2 separate regions of the Mus musculus genome follow, and region 1 is linked to region 2. Evidence: chromatin loops called from intact Hi-C (ENCODE). Cell type or tissue: left cerebral cortex. All regions are shown on one strand. Each heading gives the region's core, and the rest is flanking DNA. Links, peaks and the distances in the headings are about the cores only.

Evidence for each region. Peaks named below come from ENCODE experiments on the same cell type or tissue, not always from the same donor. Only the 100,000 strongest peaks of a DNase experiment are listed, where the experiment ranks them.
Region 1: it touches region 2 in a loop (4-fold over the local background); 2 of 42 quality-filtered maps call a loop at or near these places.

Annotation. Positions count from the first base shown.
Region 1 is chr2:48,865,852-48,870,252 of GRCm38, reverse strand. The region is part of intron 1 of Acvr2a (activin receptor IIA); the gene reads right to left. Among named protein-coding and RNA genes, the nearest start is that of Acvr2a, 54 kb to the right of the region's middle. In left cerebral cortex, for the core only: no CTCF peak of the experiment used is centred there; DNase peaks (open chromatin) are centred at 1,564 and 1,831.
Region 2 is chr2:48,000,148-48,004,548 of GRCm38, reverse strand. No RefSeq gene overlaps it. Among named protein-coding and RNA genes, the nearest start is that of Gm52576, 170 kb to the right of the region's middle. In left cerebral cortex, for the core only: a CTCF peak has its summit at 2,579 (motif pointing left); DNase peaks (open chromatin) are centred at 2,221 and 2,568.

The sequences.
Region 1 (4,401 bases), core at 258-4,257, 870 kb before region 2:
TCCTAAGGTCAAGGATCTGAAGCAGGAAGCTACTTAAGGTACTCTTGCAATGTCCAAAGCTCTATTCCCTAATGCTGCAACTTTGCATTTGAATGGCCATGCTTTAGGCATAAAAATAACCACAGTAATCTAAATTGCCTACATATATCACAAAATTTCTCTTGAAAATGTCAGTTTCATTTAAACATACAAAAAGTAGCAAAAATTGTTAATTTTATTACCTTTCAACCCTTCCATGGTTAGACCTCCTTTTTAATATTTTGTGTGACATAATGCAACCTAAGAAAACACAATTCTCTGTATAGTTTGGCTGTAGCACCTTCAACTTTGTAGACTAAACAAACCAGGGCCATGGAGACTTTCAAATCTGGCAGACATGCTCTCAAAAGTGAGTCTGTTAACTCCAGTAAAGCAATTTATATTAATATGCATTGCCAGTGGTAAAATTGGAATCTGTTGGTAAAAACAGGATTTGTGAGGAAAGATTTGCAACTACTAGCATTAGGATAACATGTGACAATGGTATCAGTGGTAATAGTAACAAAAGTAGCCTTTAAATTCTGAATAATGAAATGAGCCAATAACCAGAAGATCCACATAATTCAGAGAATCATTATTTTATAAAAGAATTAATGTAATGTTACAAAGCATTCATGTGTAAAAAAACACTCAAGCTGAGAAGGATCAACTGATTTTTTTTTTTTAAAATGAGGCTACTTTGTGAATTTTGGTATCATATAAAAGATGTAAGTCTCTAAATAAATTATTAAAATATTTTCTCTTTTCTAACTAGTTAATTGTGTATGGATAGACCAAAATAATACAACAATCAAAGTAACATATATTGGTAGCTAAATAAAAAAAAGATAGATAAGGAATCCTATTGTTTTCTACCTAAAGATCATGAAAGTTACAAAAACATCACATTTCTTTTTGATTCAGAAAATATTTTTCATAAAGATTTCTTTTACTAATGTAGAATGGACACCTGCCATTTAACAAACTGCCATTTGAAAATGTCCTCATTTCTAACATGGAAAACATACAATCTGCATTTAAAAGAAAAAAAACTCTCAGAGTAGTTGTGCTATGGCCAGGAAATATCTGCCCAAAAGGCTCATGTGTTGAAGATTTGGTCCCCAGATGTGGCATTATTGGGAGGTGACTAGACACTGAGGTCTCTGATACAACCAATGAGTTAATCCCATGTTAGTGCCCTACAGTGTGGTATTTTACAAGATCCCTGGGGGCCTAGTGAAATAGGTCACTTGGGACACAACCCCTTCTCCCCAGCTCTTCTCTCACTCTGCTTCTTGTCTGCCATGAACTGTGTGGCTAGACTGCACAGTCCCATTCATAAGGTTCACGTCTATACTAAGGTCCACAGCAATGAAACCAACCAACAAGTGTCTGAGACAAGAAAACAGGGATCCAGCAGCATAAATCTTTTAAGTCATTGACGGCTGGTATGTTGTCCTAGCAACAACAAACTAACACAAGTTTCTTAACTCTAAGAACCTAAGTAAGTCTTGGGAACAGCTGTTCTACAATGTACTAACAGAATGTACTAACAGAGATGTAATTATGAGTTTGTAGTGTCTATGTGCAGAAATGCTGTCATGAAATGACATAGTGCAAACTATATGATAGCTATGGCATCTGTATTCTAGAGAAGGTCTGCTACTACTATTTATCTGGACACATCAGCAACATTTTCTAAGTTATTTCTTTTCAGAAACTTCTTCAAAACACGAGCAAACCAAGTTTCTCTTGTACTAAAAATTCTAAAAGCATGTACTGCCCACACTCTTATCTTAAAACAGGGATGGCAAGCGTTCTGTAAAGGTCCAGACAGTATGTATTTTAGGCTGTGCAGGCCATATGGTCTGCACAAGCAACTACTCTGCTTGGGAAGTACGAAAGTATCCATAGACACTAAATGAATGAACAGAGTTTGTATTCCAATAAAACTTTATTTATGCAGATGAAAAACTAAACTTTTTGTCATTTTTAACATCTCACAAACTATTATCCTTGATATTTTTTCCAAACACTTAAATAAAGAAATTCATTCTGGGATGCATCTGGCCCACAGGTTGTGTGAGCAGCAACTCCCTCTTAAAGCATTGCCAAGAGACTGGCTGACCTGCCTTTGTTTGATTTGTTAGATGGGTGTTTTGTGTGCTTTCCTCTCCACTTAACTCATGGGAGGCAGAAGAAAGCAATCATGGGAGGCAGAAGAAAGCAATCATGGGAGGCAGAGGGAGGGAGGAACCTGGGTGGGTGAGGGGAAGGGAGGGAAAAAGGGGAACATGATCAGGTATTGGAGGGGGGAGCAGGAGAAAAGCCCTGGGGGCCAGCAGAATGAATGGGAATATGCAAGCCTGGGGGTTGGGGAGCAGGGCCAGGGATCCTCTTGGAGACAGTGGGGAGGACGAATGGGATGAGGAACTGTGGAAGGGCAGACCTGGAGGAGGGTAATGACTGTAGAAAAATAAAAGTAATAAAAAAGTATTGCATGGCTATTTTCAATTTTCAAAAGAGGAGTTCATTGAAGCACAGGAATATCTTAACTAAATTATGACCAAAACAAACGAACACTGCTTGTAGACAAAGTACCAAATGGGCAGCACTTTTGGTTTCCAGTCAATGAACAGTAGCTTTTTGAAGTATTCTACTGAGAGTCTGAAGAAAATTTTGTAGCACATAGGGATGACAAGGAAGGGGAAACATCAGTATTATGTTTGTAGACAAAAGACAAACAAATCGTCACTTTAATCACTGTGAAAAAAACTTCTAACATTTATCTTTTAATGTTAAACCCATTCTCAGGATGATTTCCTAGATCCAGACCATCATTTTTTCCTCCATAGGTAAAGAAAATTGCTTATAAGAAAACATCTGACAATCTTCCTCCCTTCTTCTGAAGCTAGTTGGGTAACTAGCCTCTGTCCCATACATTCCCTACCAAAACAATAAATAAAATAGCATGATACTTATGAAAACATACTAAATGTATCTATTTTTTTAAAGTCTTAATGTTCACATTGTGATTTCAAAAAGTTCTATACTAGGATACTATTGTTCAGATGGTACATTCTAATCTAATGGTTTCTGAAATGTTAAGCCTCTCTCCCTAAATTTATTCTACCAAAATAATTCCAAATAGTCCAAGCTGCCATTTTTTAAAGAAACAATTAGGCATAAAAGTGTGCATGCAAGGCACACTCTTGCATGCTGTTTCATGCATTCTTGGTGTCATTTTCTGTATCTGGAAAAGAGGCAGTAACTTAACCACACACATGCACACACATACGCATACTACATATTTATATATCTATGTGTTTTGTTTTTTTCCCCCTCATGGAAGACCTAATAATCCTTCCTAGCTTAAAGTTTCTGGACTAAACCTACAACCTCATATCTAACCTTGAACAAGCAAACAAATCCTTCACTACCTCTTTCCACATCAATAAATTAAGCAGGCTAATTCAGTGTCCACATTTTTCTCTAGATCCATAATTCAAGTCCAACTGTAGAAAATCAGAAACTCTAATCACAATCAAGCATCTCAGTAGCTTATGCACCATTTCATGTAAAGTACTTGCACTGATAACTAGCATTAACTGCTTCGTTTTCTTACCACTAGGAAAAAAATTAAAACAAGCTATAAAAAGGATTTGAAATTTGGTAGAACAAAAAAAAAAAAAAAAACACCCAAGACAATCAAATCAAAAACACTTTTCCATATAAAGAAAAGAAATTTCACCTAAAAGATTGCCTTTCATGTAATTTGGTTTTTGGCACCAAATATTAAAATAATATAACAATGCTAGTTTTATACACAATCACTTCTGGATTAAAAACAATACTTCCTTATTCATTTGAAAGTAAAAACTCATTTCAATCAACTAATTAATTTCAATATGACTGTGAAATTGTACCACACTTATATAAAGTAACAGCAGAGGAAAAACAGGCCACTAACTTGGATGTTAAGTTCTTAACAAAATGTTAGCAAACACAATCTAATAATGTATTTAAAAAAATGAAAACTAAGACACCACATCTTACTTCAGCTATGCAAGGCTAGTTCAGCATTCAAACTTAGTCACTGCAGTCTAGTGAAAATTAATATAAGCACATAAACCAACACAGAAGAAACATCAGATAAAATTTAACACCCATTTATAATTAACAACAACAGCATACTTGGAATTAAAAAAAGAACTTCTTCAACATCATAAAGAGGGTCTAAGCGAAGCCCAGCAAGGACATTATACTTTTTTTGAGACAGGGTTTCTCTGTGTAGCCCTGGCTGTCCTGGAATTCACTCTGTAGACCAGGCTAGCCTCGAACTCAGAAATCTGCCTGCCTCTGCCTCCCAAGTGCTGGGATTAA
Region 2 (4,401 bases), core at 122-4,121:
CTTGCAATGTACCTGATTTCTACAAGTAAGGTAACCCAAAGAAGACGATTCTGCCATGAAGTTCAAGGACAACTAAAGCTTGTCACCATGGTTTACGTGTGAGTTCACACATGATGACTCAGCTGCTCCATGCCAAACCCATCCTGAGTCCTGTGTAAAACCACCACAGCACAGTCAACCTCACATTTTACAATTGCCTTCTTTATGCTGGTTTTGTTTCTTTTTGTGTTACAGTTGGCTCTCTTTGAGCTGATAAGCCATGTTAATTGTGCGAAGTGAAATCTGCCATTGGGATTACCATGAAAGACTTCTGATAGACACAGGTTTACACTTAATAAAAACCTCACAGAGTTCACTGCTCATGCTTTTCCAATTCATTAGCAAGTTAAGCAAGCCACCTGAGCTCACCTTCCAATCCCCTTGTTTCTTTCTTTCTTTTTTTTAAAAATTAGATATTTTCTTCATTTATATTTCAAATGCTATCCCAAAAGTCCCCTATACCCTCCCTCTGCCCTGCTCCCCAACCTACCCACTCCTGCTTCCTGACCCTGGCATTCCCCTGTACTGGGGCATATGATCTTCACAAGACCAAGGGCCTCTCCTCCTAATGATGGCTGACTAGGCCATCTTCTGCTACGTATGCATCTAGAGACACGAGCTCTGGGGGTACTGGTTAGTTCATACTGTTGTTCCTCCTATAGGGTTGCAGACCCCTTTAGTTCCTTGGTTACTTTCTCTAGCTCCTCTATTGGGGGCCCTGTATTCCATTCAATAGATGACTGTGAGCATCCACTTCTGTATTTGCCAGGCACTGGTATAGCCTTACAAGAAATAGTTATATCAGGGTCCTGTCAGCAAAATCTTGCTGGTATATGCAACGGTGTCTGCTGGAAAAAAACCCAGATGTCCCTTAACAGAGGAATGGATACAGAAAATGTGGTACATTTACACAATGGAGTACTACTCAGCTATTAAAAACAATAAATTTATGAAATTCTTAGGCAAATGGATGGATGGATCTGGAGGATATCATCCTGAGTGAGGTAACCCAATCACAAAAGAACTCACATGATTTGTACTCACTGATAAGTGGATATTAGCCCAGAAACTTAGAATACCCAAGATCCAATTTGCAAAACACATGAAACTCAAGAAGAGGGAAAACCAAAGTGTGGATACTTTGTTCCTCCTTAGAATGGGGAACAAAACACCCATGGAAGGAGTTACAGAGACAAAGTTTGGAGCTGTGTTGGAAGGAAGAACCATCCAGAGACTGATGCACCTGGGGATCCATCCCATAAACAGCCACCAAAACTCTGGTTTCTTTCTTTCTTTCTTTCTTTCTTTCTTTCTTTCTTTCTTTCTTTCTTTCTTTCTTTCTTTCTTTCTTTCTTTTAAGTTTTTCAAGACAGGGTTTCTCTGTATTGCCCTGACTGTCCTGGAACTTACTCTGTAGACCAGGCTGGCCTCGAACTCAGAAATCTGCCTGCCTCAGCCTCCCGAGTGCTGGGATTACAGGCATTCACCACTTCTGCCCGGTTTTGAATCCACGACATCCTCTGAAGGAAGACTCTGTTTACAGGACTGTTCTTCAAGGTGTTTTACCTCGAGTCCTAGATTCATGTTAGAAACATCCACTTCTGTTGTAATGGGGTGGCATATAAATAACAGTTCCACTCTCACTCTTCATCACTGATAGATCACATTAAAGGAGACAGATAGGACTCACAATCTAGCCCCTCTGCCTTCCCTTTCATTTCACTTATGGCATCATTTGCTGGAGAAATACTTGAAGCAGTCTGCTTGTGAGCAAAGCCACATGGCCTGATGCTTACCTCAGGTACAGTTTTCCAAGTGGGGCTTGGACTGAAGTCATCAATGTTTAGGTTACTACAGAAGAGGAAAACGGAAATTAGACACTTAAGGTTAACAATAGCAGAACAGGCCCAAAGCCATACAATTCTCATAGGGAGCCCTAAAAGCAGGCATGCATACATGTATGATCAGAAGGATGGGCACATGGAACATTGCCAGTTAGACATGACAAGGTTTACATTTCGTCAAAGTATTAAAAAACATATTACCCTCAATTAGTCAAAGAAAAAAAGTGTCGGTGTGAGTAGAAAGACTGGGAGAGCAATGCCAAAAATAGCTACGTATGGACTGCAAACAAGTGCTGGTGATTACGCACAGCTGGGAAGAGTTTAGAACTGTGTGATTAATATAGTTTGGGCTTTAGCTTCGAGCCCGGTTCCTCATTGTAAATGTGCCCCTCCCACATGTTTTGCAACACTTGCTGTAACTGTTTATTTTCTCCAGGTTTGAAAAGAAATCAGGCTGTAAACCAAGAGACAACTGAGTTCAATTGCCAGCGATGTGGCGTCACCTTATTGGTGCATTTAAGAACGATGGTTCACAAGTCATAAAATAACTCCTCCCTGGAAACACTTTGAATCAGATTCCTTCTACAAAGGTGCTTGAATTGCTGATGTTTACATAGTAGTTGATCAAGTACAGAGATCTCACAGGTTCCTGTTTGTTGAGTGCTTAAAAATATCTCCTGCGCCATCTAATGGAAACAATGCAAACTACAATCGGCTTTGGAAGACAAAAGCTTCAGGCTCTTCCACACAGATCAATGTAGAAGGGATGAAAGCTGGATCAAATAACAGTCTCTAAATGTAATGGCTTGGGGAATTGGCTGTTTTATAGTGAATTCAAACATGCCCAGAGTCTTATGATTTTACAAAGCAAATGAATTAAAACACAATATATCTATTCACAGCAGCGAACAATGGCTCTAAAAAACATTATTTGCCAAACAAAGAATTGGAATATTCCAGTCTTTATTTATTTATTTTTAAATACTAATTTATTGGCATGTTAATTTTGTGATTTTTGTCTCATCTATATTTTAAGTACAATGTCATTTAATTTTAAAGGTATTTCTCTTTTTCAAAAACTGAATTTGATGTTAGAATCTGCCCCTAGAATTTTAACTTCAGGAAATTTAAATGAAAGAGAAGCAATTTAAATTAACTGCTGTGGTAATGTTGGGGCTATTAACAAAGAGAATCACACTCCCTGTCTAGAGTCAATACAGGGAACTGTCTCCTGAGAATGTTCTACAAGGTCCAGAAGGCTATTTTCTTATGTCGACTTATACTTTTTAAACCGTTGTTCAGCATACGTCACCTTGGTCTAAGAGCTAAGTATAGTCATTACCACTTTTTACTAATCCAGAGAAACACAGCGAGCACCAGGAAATGTTAGTTCTAGAATCACTGCGTTACGGATACCACCTTAGTTATTTTTTTAGTTGCTAAGACAAAAACACATGACCAAAGCAACTTATAAAATAAAGTTTATTGGTCTTAATAGTTTCAAAGGTTGAGTCCATGACCATCCTGTCAGGGAGCATTACAGGCAGCAGGCAGGCAGGCAGCAGGCAGGCAGCATGGCAGGCAGTCATGGTGCTGAAGAAATAGCTAAGTTTAAGTGTTTTATTTATTTGGATTTTCCTTTTGTTGAAAATTAAAATTTTTTAATATAATATATCCTGATTATAGTTTTTCCTTTCTCTACGCCTACCAGTTCCTCCATACCTCCACATATACCTGGATCAACACTCTTTCTGTTTCTGATTAGAAACCAAATATGATTTAGAGATTATAAATAATATAATATAGTAAATATAAATTAAGATACAACAAAAACTAACACATAGGAGTAGAAGAAGAGCAAACAAATAAACAAACAAACAAGAAATGGAAAGAAAAGAGACCAAAAAAGGGGACAGGAATCTCATATACTTATATGCAAATAGAAGGCAGGAGAGAGAGAGAGAGAGAGAGAGAGAGAGAGAGAGAGAGAGAGAGAGAGAGAGAGAGAGGATGAATTAGAGATGGCCTGGGCTTTTGAAACCTCAAATCCCTCCCTAGAGGCACCCTTCCTCTAACAAGGTCACATCTCCAAATCCTTACCAAAGAGTCTCATCAATTAGGGACCAATTATTCATGTGTGTGTGTGTGTGTGTGTGTGCGTATGTGTGTGTGTGTGTGTGCTTGAGGAGGTGCTCTTATGCTTTAATATGTGTGCACAGGTTAGTTTTATCCTAATGATAATGGATCTATTTTCAATTGTTTCTAAACATTTAGCTCCTGGCCAGAAGGTGTTTCTCCATTAGGCTCAGAGAGACTTCAAAGATTTTATTCCTTAGTCTTGAGACAGTGGCTTTCTGATCCAAACACCTTGTAAATAGTACGTTTAGATGGCAGCCTGGTTTGTTGGCAGCTTGTAGATGAAAATATCCTATTGTAAGAACTCATGGTATTACCTTTTCCAGTGTACCCCAAGTCCCAAGCAGAGGGTTGGGCATATATTAAATATTCAGCAGAGGTA